Linked DNA regions of Homo sapiens: region 2 is linked to region 1. A link is an interaction called in ENCODE POLR2A ChIA-PET data of the cell type or tissue named here. Cell type or tissue: PC-9. All regions are shown on one strand. Each heading gives the region's core, and the rest is flanking DNA. Links, peaks and the distances in the headings are about the cores only.

What was found. Peaks named below come from ENCODE experiments on the same cell type or tissue, not always from the same donor. Only the 100,000 strongest peaks of a DNase experiment are listed, where the experiment ranks them.
Region 2: POLR2A ChIA-PET joins it to region 1 with 10 read pairs; 2 of 35 experiments call an interaction of 5 or more read pairs at or near these places.

What each region holds. Positions count from the first base shown.
Region 1 is chr7:27,893,865-27,899,249 of GRCh38, forward strand. It overlaps JAZF1 (JAZF zinc finger 1), which reads right to left. Exons shown (of 5, transcript NM_175061.4): 3 at 1,356-1,552. Among named protein-coding and RNA genes, the nearest start is that of TAX1BP1-AS1, 160 kb to the left of the region's middle. In PC-9, for the core only: no CTCF peak of the experiment used is centred there; a DNase peak (open chromatin) is centred at 3,317; H3K27ac peaks cover 815 bases.
Region 2 is chr7:27,792,603-27,797,987 of GRCh38, forward strand. It overlaps TAX1BP1 (Tax1 binding protein 1), which reads left to right. Exons shown (of 17, transcript NM_006024.7): 10 at 464-610; 11 at 1,721-1,844; 12 at 3,514-3,617. Among named protein-coding and RNA genes, the nearest start is that of TAX1BP1-AS1, 55 kb to the left of the region's middle. In PC-9, for the core only: no CTCF peak of the experiment used is centred there; no DNase peak of the experiment used is centred there.

The sequences.
Region 1 (5,385 bases), core at 310-5,309:
GCTCTGCTCAGGGTCCAGAGTGCGCTCTGGTCAGCTACCACCCTGGGGTAAGCTGAGAAGTGCACTTTGGGAAATAAATTGAATTCTGGGAAGACATACTAGGAAGCCCAATTGTTACAGATCCAAGCTCCATTCTGTGGTTTAGCTTTATGTAATAATACAGTTGATATTTTGTTCTTCGTCTATGACTGCTATTTTACTTTTTAATCATTTCCACACTTGGGAGAGGAAGACAAGAGTGATCTTGTTTGGCCCCTAGAATGCCAATATCCTCCAACAGGTGTAAGCTCCTGAGGTCAGGGCAGGGGGCCTCTCTCTGCTCACCTCAGTAGCTCAGTTTCTGGCACTTGTGAGGCATTCAAAATGCCATTTCGCCCAGGCTGGTCTTGAAATCCTGGCCTCAGGTGATCCTCCTGCCTCAGCCTCCCAAAGTGCTGTGATTATACATGTGAGCCACAGCACCCAGCTGAAGTTCTAGTTTCTTGAGACATGTAAGTCTACCAAGGTTTTCTTACTAATATTTTCTTTTAAACAACTGAACTTTGTCTTCAGATTATTATAGGCTAATCCTAATGTGGAACTGAGGATAAAGTTTTGAGCAGAGTTGATCCAAATCAATGAAGATGGTACCCTTAAAAGGACAGAAGCCTCTTTAAGGCGAGGACCTGGAGGAGAGCAGATGAGAGTGCTGGAGTAGTGCACATCCACATGTGTGTCAGGGAGACTGACGGGAAAGAGAAGGCAAATAGGAGAGATGGACTGGGAAAAATAAAATGGATTACTTGATTGGTGAATAGGTGGGTATAAAGAAGCAAATGAAAAAGCTAAATTGAAGGGCAAGTTTCCACTATCTATAGAAAAAGCTGGAGAAGACAAGGACTCCCCCTTCTTCTCAAGGTGTTGTAAAAACAATGAAGTCTCCTTGGAAGAAAAATTATATCTAAATTTCTCCAAGACTGCTTAATAAATTATGTTTTCTCTAAAGGATACAATTATTTTAACTGTTTTACAAGAGAAAACGTTCATAATATATTTAGTTGTAAATCGGGTGATGAAATATGTATTACAGAGCCCATTAAAAATGTTGTGTAGATGGGTATGCATGGTAAAAATGGGAAATATATTGACAAAAAATCTACAAAACCATTATCACATGCATATTAACAATAATCTATAAATATTTCTTCAATAATAAATTAAAGAATTTATCAATATGTAGACTAGTGAAAGGATCAACGATGTGGTGGGTCTGTGTCGTCATCTGTCCCCAGCCCCTTTCTGCCCCCAGCACATCACACACACTTTCTCTTTCTCCCCTCTCCTCCTTCTCAAGGCGGTAGGGCCAGGCCACTCACCTGTCGGAGTGCTGCTGCGGAATGAAGAGGAGGGGGTGATGGGTGGGGTCACGGGGGGAGTAAGGCTTCCACTGCTGTGGCGTGGGGGAGTGGACACATTCCCTCGAGACACTGAGCTGGACAGAGTCAGCGAGAGCTTCGGCTGAATCTTCTTCTTTAGGGACTCCTGCTCTCGGCGGGCAGCATCTGTCATGAATCTGAAACAATAATGGAAGGTAAGGAACCTGGGCCATGTATAGAGCATGAGGACTGATGACATTTATTAGAGTTTCAGACATGCACGACCCTGGAAAAGGACCTTGGCCACAGGTCAGTCCCAATCTCAAAAACTCACAACAGCTTCCCTTTTCCAATGCAATGGAATTATCTTCTAGCTTGTTATTTTTAAGGTTTCTCAAAGTCAGGTCCATTTCTTACCCAGCAAATCCTCCTTGCCAGGAAGCTTATACACACAGAATACATCTGCACCCACTGTAATACTTTCAGTTACAAGACTTCCTCTCTTGGAAGGTCTGCTCTCTTTTTCTACCCATAGGAAGCCCACACATCCTCAAAGTTCCCCAACCACTCCTAAGTAGACAGTGCTTCCTTTATCTGCAGGTTGGCAGTATTTCTTCTTTGTACCACTTAACTGCCATCTAACATAAATGGCCTCATGAAAACTTTTTTTTTTAAATTTTTTGGTATTACTTTGATTCTCATATTGTTATTTGGGTTTAAAAACTTTTCTTGGCTAATTGAGTCCTTGCTTCCCTAGTCATGAAGGCAAGGATTCTAGTCCCCAGTTCCTAGCACAGGGCCAGGCCCACCTCAGGAAACACAGACAGAACTGCATACATCTGCCCAGGAAGATTCCAGAAGAAGGGAAGAGAGCAGCACAAGGAAGGAGGTCACCACTGATGATTTGTTTATGTTCTAATTTTATTACTCATAAAGAGAAAGGTGACTTTTCCTGATAGTTTCACTTTGGAAACTTCAGTTATTCTTCCAGTGCTTCTCTGATGTTGGTAATATTCAAACTTTGTTCTTTTCTCACTGTATAATCTACCATTTTGTAAATTCCTGTAATATGAGATTCAAAACAATCTATGAAATGGTATCTCCTACCTAAAGAACATTCACCTTTTCATATTGGCAGGCAAACTTTGTCAGCTGCATTTTTGAAAATTGCCATAGAAAGCATAGTCCATAAATGTATGATAGCGTTCAGATGATAAAACCACAGCTGTCCCCACCACCTAGGCTAAGAAACAGAACATTCCATGCCCCCCAAGGCCTCTCTCCAACACCTCCCGCATCAATTATATTTTGACTATTTCAATATAATTTATCATAAGCTCACTGCATTGCACTTAAACATGGTATTTCACCTAACCTATTTCACATTTTGTCTACAAAATTCCTTAGTATTTTTCCTCACTACACAATGAAGTTTTGGAAGTCAACAGATAGTTCTAATACCTGGCGAAAGCTTGAAGTCAATTAAACACCCAATGAAACAACAGTAATACTGTTACGCTGTCTTAAAATTTCTATTTTTATACTTGGAACATGGATGGCACATTTCTTGAATGGTTCTTGCAATATAATCCAGATATATAAACTGGATTTTATATGCTGAACTGAGCTTAGTAATAAAGCTTTGCCTTGAGCTCTTAGGTTTTGTGCTATAGGATAGTGATGATTTAAAAAGAAGAAAGGAATGTCAAGGCAAAAGAGAATTGTTTGCACCTGGTAGCCAGGTAGGTACTCATTTATCTTCAGATGCAAAACTGGTTCTATTGTCCTTAAACTTCTTTCCCTCCGCCTCATAAACCTCTACTAAAAATACAGACTCACAGAGAAAAGCAAAGAACTAGTGCTTTTTTTTTTATTATCCTAAGAAGAACTGCTAACTATCATGGTGCTGAGCTTCTCACACTGGGGTATGCAGTGCGCCAGGGAGTGGCAAAGCCACAGGATAAACAGGCTGCTGCTTCCAGGAAGGCCGATTGTTCTCGAGGGTTAAGTAATTCAAACTAGTGTTTCAAATAGCAAAATAAACACGGACATGCTTATGGGGGTAGAAAAAAATGTTTACATCTTGCATTTTAGTTAAGAGCATGGTATTTGGAGTCAGGCCGGGGTTCAAATCCTGGCTGGGTTATTATGTAATTTGAGGCAAGTTGATAAACTTCTCTGAATCTCAGGTTTATTCTCTGTAAAATGGGAATGAGAGTAGGTAAGGAATTAACGTACGTCTTTTCCCTTTCTACACGGGAGTCTGATCTTTGGCTACATTTGGTAACCTGCTAAAAGAGTGTGTCAACTATGTTACTAGGCAACACTATCTACGTAAGAATGACCTCTGACTGGTGAACTGCACAGCCTGGAGGATCTAGGAACCTGTAGCTATCTGATAGGAAGCCAAGAATCCTGATTTGGACTTCCCGAGCGTGGTGATCTTGTAGCTGGGCATGGCCCTTGCACAGAATGGGGAGCTATGCCCAGAGCGTGTTTCAAGAGCTTTGGCTCCTATGGGGCGTGAGGCTCTTCTACCAGGATAGCTTCCACTCCTACCTCTCTGCACCTGAACAGACTCCCACGTGCACTGCTGCAAGGGTGCCTGCAGAAGGCGACTTGTCCTCCATCCTCTGAACAGACCCAGTGCCCTATGTGGCCCACGGTCATCTGTGAGTCTGAATGTTCACAACCTAAGAAGGTGACTTGTTGGCAGACGGGGCAATAACATTTCAACTTCAGAGGACTGTTGTGAGAGTAAATGAGGTAATTGGCCTGTCATGTACCAAGTGGCTCAAAATGCAGAAGCTGTTATTAATTACATAAAGCATTATTATATCGTTATGTCTCTATATTTTGTCCACCTTACTCAACTCCAAGTGTCTTGAGGACACACCACACACCCATGGCTCTGAAAGCACTGAGCACACACGTGCCTCGTGTAGAGCAGAAATTCCGTTTGTGGAATGGCTGAATGGAATAAACCCAGAGGGTGCATATCCAGTGTAAGAGACAGAGGGAGAGACAGCCAGAGGCAGAGAGAGAAAGGCTTCTCTACGTCTAACTCATATATATATATATATATACATCGGTTTTTTTTTTTTTTTTTTTGAGATGGAGTCTCGCACTGTTGCCCAGGCTGGAGTGCAGTGGCACGATCTCGGCTCACCTCTGCCTCCTGGTTCAAGCAATTCTCCTGCCTCAGCCTCCCAAATAACTGGGACTACAAGTGCCACCACCATGCCCAGCTAATTTTTGTATTTTTAGTAGAGACAAGGTTTCACCACATTGGCCAGGCTGGTCTTGAACTACTGACCTCAAGTGCTGCACCTGCCTCGGCCTCCCAAGTGCTGGGATTACAGAACTCATACCTCTTGTTGTAAAATACTCTCCTACAGCTCAGATATAACACAACAACTATAAACAACCATAACAACATTCACACACACAAACCCCACCTTCACCCTCACATGGGTTTGGCCAGCTACAGACAGCAATCTGGATTGGGGTTATATCTTCTATAGTGCTTTCTAGAAGCAAGAACAAGGCACCCATGTTAAAAGCATTAAACATGAAACACATTCTTAAAGCCCTGTCGCTAAGACTTCCTCCTGCAGTTCTCCCTCCTCTCTTGGTGTTGTGAACTTGGACATACAACCTATAAATCATGGTAACCTTGACATACCAAGGTACACAGCTGCACAATTTGTTCTAGTGACAACCATACACACACACACCCACACCACCCGCCCCCACAAACACACACAGGAATGCCACACAAACGCTGTGGGAACCCTGGTTAAAAAGGGCCCGTGTCTCCCCTGCACTAGCATGCTGCTCCTCTTCCTCCTCCCTTCATTAACCATGACTTAACCCATTTTCTGAGACTTAATTTAGTAAGTAAATTCTCAAGTTTTTGAGCAATGTTCCATCAGCACAGCTGTCTGTCAAAAGGTGGGCAGATTCCTAGTGGCAAGGAGCCATTTGGGGAGACAAAAGTGTCTAGAGAAGCCAAGGAGGCACAGCAAAG
Region 2 (5,385 bases), core at 231-5,230, 100 kb before region 1:
TAGTCCTAAGAATGTAAAACTGGACTTAACAAGAGACCCTATGTTGCTCTGTAGCCAAAATCCCAAAATAAAAAAGTGGCCGGGGACAGTTGCTCACACCTATAACCTCAGCACTTTGGGGGGCTGAGGTGGGAAGATCGCTTGATCCCAGGAATTCAAGACCAGCCCGGGCAACATAGTGAGACCTCATCTCTACAAAAATTTTCAAAAATTACCCAGGTGTGGTGGTGTGCAGCTGTAGTCCCAGCTAGTCCAAAGGCTGAGACAAGAGGATTGCTTGAGCCAGGAGGTCAAGGCTGCAGTGAGCCATAATTGGGCCACTGTGTTTCAGCCTGGGTGACAGAGCAAGACTCTGTCTCAAAAACAAAAAAAAGAAAAAAAGTAAGATTGAAGTTGGGGTTACTATTAACATTAGGAGGTATCAGATTTTTATTTTTTTCTTCAAATGTTTGTTTCTTTCTAGGACAAGACTGATACACTGGAACACGAACTAAGAAGAGAAGTTGAAGATCTGAAACTCCGTCTTCAGATGGCTGCAGACCATTATAAAGAAAAATTTAAGGAATGCCAAAGGCTCCAAAAACAAATAAACAAACTTTCAGATCAATCAGTAAGTATCATTAAATTTACACATAGTAAAATGTGTTGTTAGTATTTTTGTTCGAAAATCAAATTTGTAATATTCCAAATATCAACCTTTTAAATATTATTTATCTCTGCTTGATTTCAAGTCATTGGCCAAATATTGTAATAACTCTTCTTTAAAAAAGTCTGGAATTTTAATTTACTGGACAGCCAACAAAGGAAGCAAGGGCAGTAGCAAGGAAAAAACAGAAAAAAGTCTTCTTTTCTAGATAATTTCCCTCTTAAGTTCTTGATAAATATCTGTCACTCAAAACTCAATACTTATTATTGACTCTTGTGACCATGACATCTATCCTCATTGGAGTTCACCATTAATCATCCCTAGGTCTTAGATGGTGTCTCAGTTGTAATTGGCAAGTTCTTCATACTCATATTATGAAGATTCCTATTCCTATTAGATTAGGAACAGTTAAAGAGTGTTAGCTAATTCTTTTTTATTCCATTTGAGAATAGGTAGGTAGATTTGTAATATACCAAAGAAGATGTTTTTGTTTTGAGGTATGTATGTTTCAATGTGGGTCCTTAAACTGTGCTTAAATACAAGGCTTACTATCTGAGGAACTCCTGGAAATGTAGAAGAAACATATTTAAAACCTGAAATTGAAAGTGGTACTATAGCTCTCTTTTACTATGTGATGCATATGATACTTTCCTGGTCCTACTTTTTTAAATCAGAGGAGACAAGCAAGGAATGCATGTAGTAAAGTAGGAAGGCTTTTGTGAAAAAATATGATACTTTAAGTATGACTCACTCACATGTATGAATTTGGCCTGGGGCCTTTTGAGTACGTTATAACTTTGTAGTAGATTTCTGTGAATGACTTATTTTGGTGGTCTTTTGATGAGTTTATAAGAAAAAGCAAAATATAGTATATTTCTTTTGCAACATTTAGGTCAGTTAGCAAAATGATGTGTATAACTTTAGTCTTTGTTGGCTTTTAAAACAAGAGCAGCTTTGTGGACTTCTTAGGATTTCCTAAAGTAATATGTAAAAATATTATTTACTTAGTTACTGCAAGGAGGAAATATAACTAATTCATTGACTCATTTAACAACTTATTAACATTTTGAATAGGCTAATAATAATAATGTCTTCACAAAGAAAACGGGGAATCAGCAGAAAGTGAATGATGCTTCAGTAAACACAGACCCAGCCACTTCTGCCTCTACTGTAGATGTAAAGCCATCACCTTCTGCAGGTAAAAATCTTTTAGACTTTTTGTGTAGGGTGTCCTACATTGAAAAGTACTTATACTGCCTTCTTCCATGTGTTAGAATTTCAGGATGTTCATAAAAATTTTCATGTGATAAGTGAAGGAATTGAGGCAACAAGAAAATAAGGGTATAAATGTAAAATAGAGTCATGCAAGTGGTGAATATACACAACATGAACATATAAAATGTGAATGTAAACTAGTAGTTATCTTCTTGAGACTATTCACACATGTTAAAAATGAGCTGGTGCTTGTGAGTACTCATTTGGGCTACATAGGACAAAAGCCACGAATTGAATTTTTACTTTATGTTCCATTAAATCTATGGAATTTTGAAGCATTTTATTTGTGGATTTTAATTTTTAAATTCTGCAGGGGAAAAAATCCCCTATTATTCTCATATTTTTCTATTTATTCATTTATTTTTGGCTGCTTTGGATCAATGGGGGTACTTCTTCCCTTGTCAATGTACCTGTTGGCTGATGAGTTAAGTTTTTATTAGTTTATTAACTTATAGAACAGAATAGAGAGACATAGTGAGAACATTAATAACATGAAAACTTGGATTAACTAGGTTTTCATCTGTCCTGATTTTTTCACTTTTATGTAAATTTGACAGTAATGACGTTAAATACTAGAGAAAGTATATTTTCTTGTTTAGTGTGTGTAGTAATTGATCTTTTAAGTCTTTTTAAATGTAAACATCTTAGACTATTAAATATTAGGTTTATCCCCTGTAGGACAGAATTGAGCCTTCTGTTTCCATGTATCCTCTGTAGTACCTAAAATGGTGTTATAGGGTATTTACTTAATAAAGACTTAGTGGTAATGAAGGGCTAGAAGAATGATTTAAAATGTGTTCTTGGTGGGGTATGGTGGCATGCGCTTGTACTCCTAGCTACTCTGGAAGCTGTGGCAAGAGGATCACTTGAGCTCAAGAGTTTGAGGCTAGCCTGGGCAACATAGTGAGACCCTGGCTTTCAGAGAGGGGAAAGAGAATTCTCAGAGTATGGTTTTCCTACTTACCCTGTCTATTCAGTTATATAAGGAGAACAATTTTTGTGCTGTTATGGAACTCTTTTTAGCAAATTTTGTTTTGTTTTGTTTTTGAGACAGAGTCTCACTCTGTCCCCCAGGCTGGAGTGCAGTGGCGTGATCTCAGCTCCCTGCAGCCTCTGCCTTCTGGGTTCAAGCAATTCTCCTGCCTCAGCCTCCTGAGTAGCTGGGACTACAGGTGTGTGTCACCACGCCTGGCTAATTTTTTGTATTTTTAGTAGAGACAGGATTTCACCGTGTTAGCCAGGATGGTCTCGATCTCCTGCCTCGGCCTCGACCCGCCTTGGCCTCCCAAAGTGCTGGGATTACAGGCATGAGCCACCGTGCCCGGCCGCTTTTTAGCAAATTTTTAAAAAATCAAAGAATAATCCTTTATTATTGAATGCGAACTTGGTTCTGGCCAAACACACATTTAACAATTCTCAACTAGAGTTTATATATCCTTCTTTGTATATCTAGGATATGAATAGATATTTCTGTCCTTCAGCATTCCATTTACTATATTTTACAGTATACTGACCTTTAAGTTATTCTGAACAGGAAGATAATATAAGGGGCAAAATACTTTTTAACAGTCTTATATTCTGCCTTTCTACAGCAGAGGCAGATTTTGACATAGTAACAAAGGGGCAAGTCTGTGAAATGACCAAAGAAATTGCTGACAAAACAGAAAAGTATAATAAATGTAAACAACTCTTGCAGGTAAGTTAACTACCTTGTAAGTGAAAGAGATTTATAAAATGTTAATGACTTAGCTTACCTTTATTGTTTCAATTGATTGGTATCTTTGAGTTTCTTTTCCATCTCCATATAGTGTTACTTAGTTTCACTTTGGCTTTTGGGATGATGAGGTGGGCGTTTTGTGTACCTGTTCACATAGGCGTGTGTGTAGCATCATGAGACCTAAAGTTACTATTTTCTTTTCACCTAATAAAATGTTCTTGTTTGGGTAATGGGCAAATAGTTAATTGAGGTTAGAAATTATCTGTCATCGTATAAAGATGCATGAAAAATATTTGAACTTCATAAAAGGGAAGTGCTGTTTTTAAATTTACTATTATCGGCCAGGTGCGGTGGCTCACGCCTGTAATCCCAGCACCTTGGGAGGTCGACGTGGGTGGATCGCTTGAGGCCAGGAGTTCGAGACCAGTCTGGCCAACATGGTGAAACCCTGTCTGTACTAAAAATACAAAAATTAGCCAGGCTGTGGTGGAGCATGCCTGTAGTCCCAGCTACAGTCTCCTGAGGCAGGAGAATCACTTGAACCCGGGAGGCGGAGGTTGCAGTGAGCCGAGTTTGCACACTGTACTCCAGCCTAGGCAACAGAGCGAGTCTCTAAAAAAAAATAATAAATAAAATAAATTACTATTATAATAGCAAAGATTTTTACATCTTAAAGTGACTAGACTTGCATAGTGGAAAAGGGAATGTTAACCAAATGAATTGTCTCTTACGGTGTTTATTTTGATTATTATTATTTTATTTTATTTTTTTTTTTGATACGGAGTCTCACTCTCTCGCTCAGGCTGGATTGCAGTGGCGTGATCTCAGCTCACTGCAATCTCCGCCTCCTGGGTTCATGCCATTCTCCTGCCTCAGCCTCCCAAGTAGCTGAGACTACAGGCGCCTGCCACCACACCCAGCTAATTTTTTGTATTTTTAGTAGAGGCGGGGTTTCACGATGTTAGCTAGGATGGTCTCTATCTCCTGACCTCGTGATCCACTCGCCTCGGCCTGTCAAAGTGCTGGGATTACAGGCATGAGCCACCGCGCCCGGCCTATTTTGATTATTTTAAACAGCTTCATTCAGACTTTTCTGGTTTGCAGCCTTCTTGGTGTAGTATTCAGTACTGGAATATTTAAAGGAAAAGGGAAAATGCTTCTCATTTATATCAATTTGGCATAGAGAGGAAAAAGTGTTGTTTGTGCAAGTGATTTTTGTTTGTTTTTTTAAATGTGCTTTGTGTGTTTTTGTGTGCATTGGGGAGGGGAGGGGCATTTTTTAGAGCTATAGAATAAAATTTACACATTAGCTTCATGTTACTGTAATTTAATTTACAGTAATTATTTAAAATATTTTGTTGCTTATAAATAGCAAAATCTTTTAACCAAAGTTAAAATGAATTTTTTTTTTTGCTTGAGAGAATCCTGTGGAAGGGTTGATTAGAACAGTTTTACTCTTGAATTCAGGGTAGTTTTTTGTAAGAGTGAACTACATTTTCGTTAAAGATGAAACAATTCTGGATGAATATTTCAAGATTTTTCTATAGAAATAGTATTGAAAGGAAGATAGAATAATGTTCAAGCAAAAACCTTCCTCAGGGTGCTTTTTTTTTTTTTTAAACAACCATATTGAGGTATAATTGAAATCCAATGAATTGCACGTACCTAGAGTATACAGTTGGATCAGTTTTGACATACACAGTTGTGAAACTATCACCACAGTGCCATCACTCTCCCAGTTTTTTTG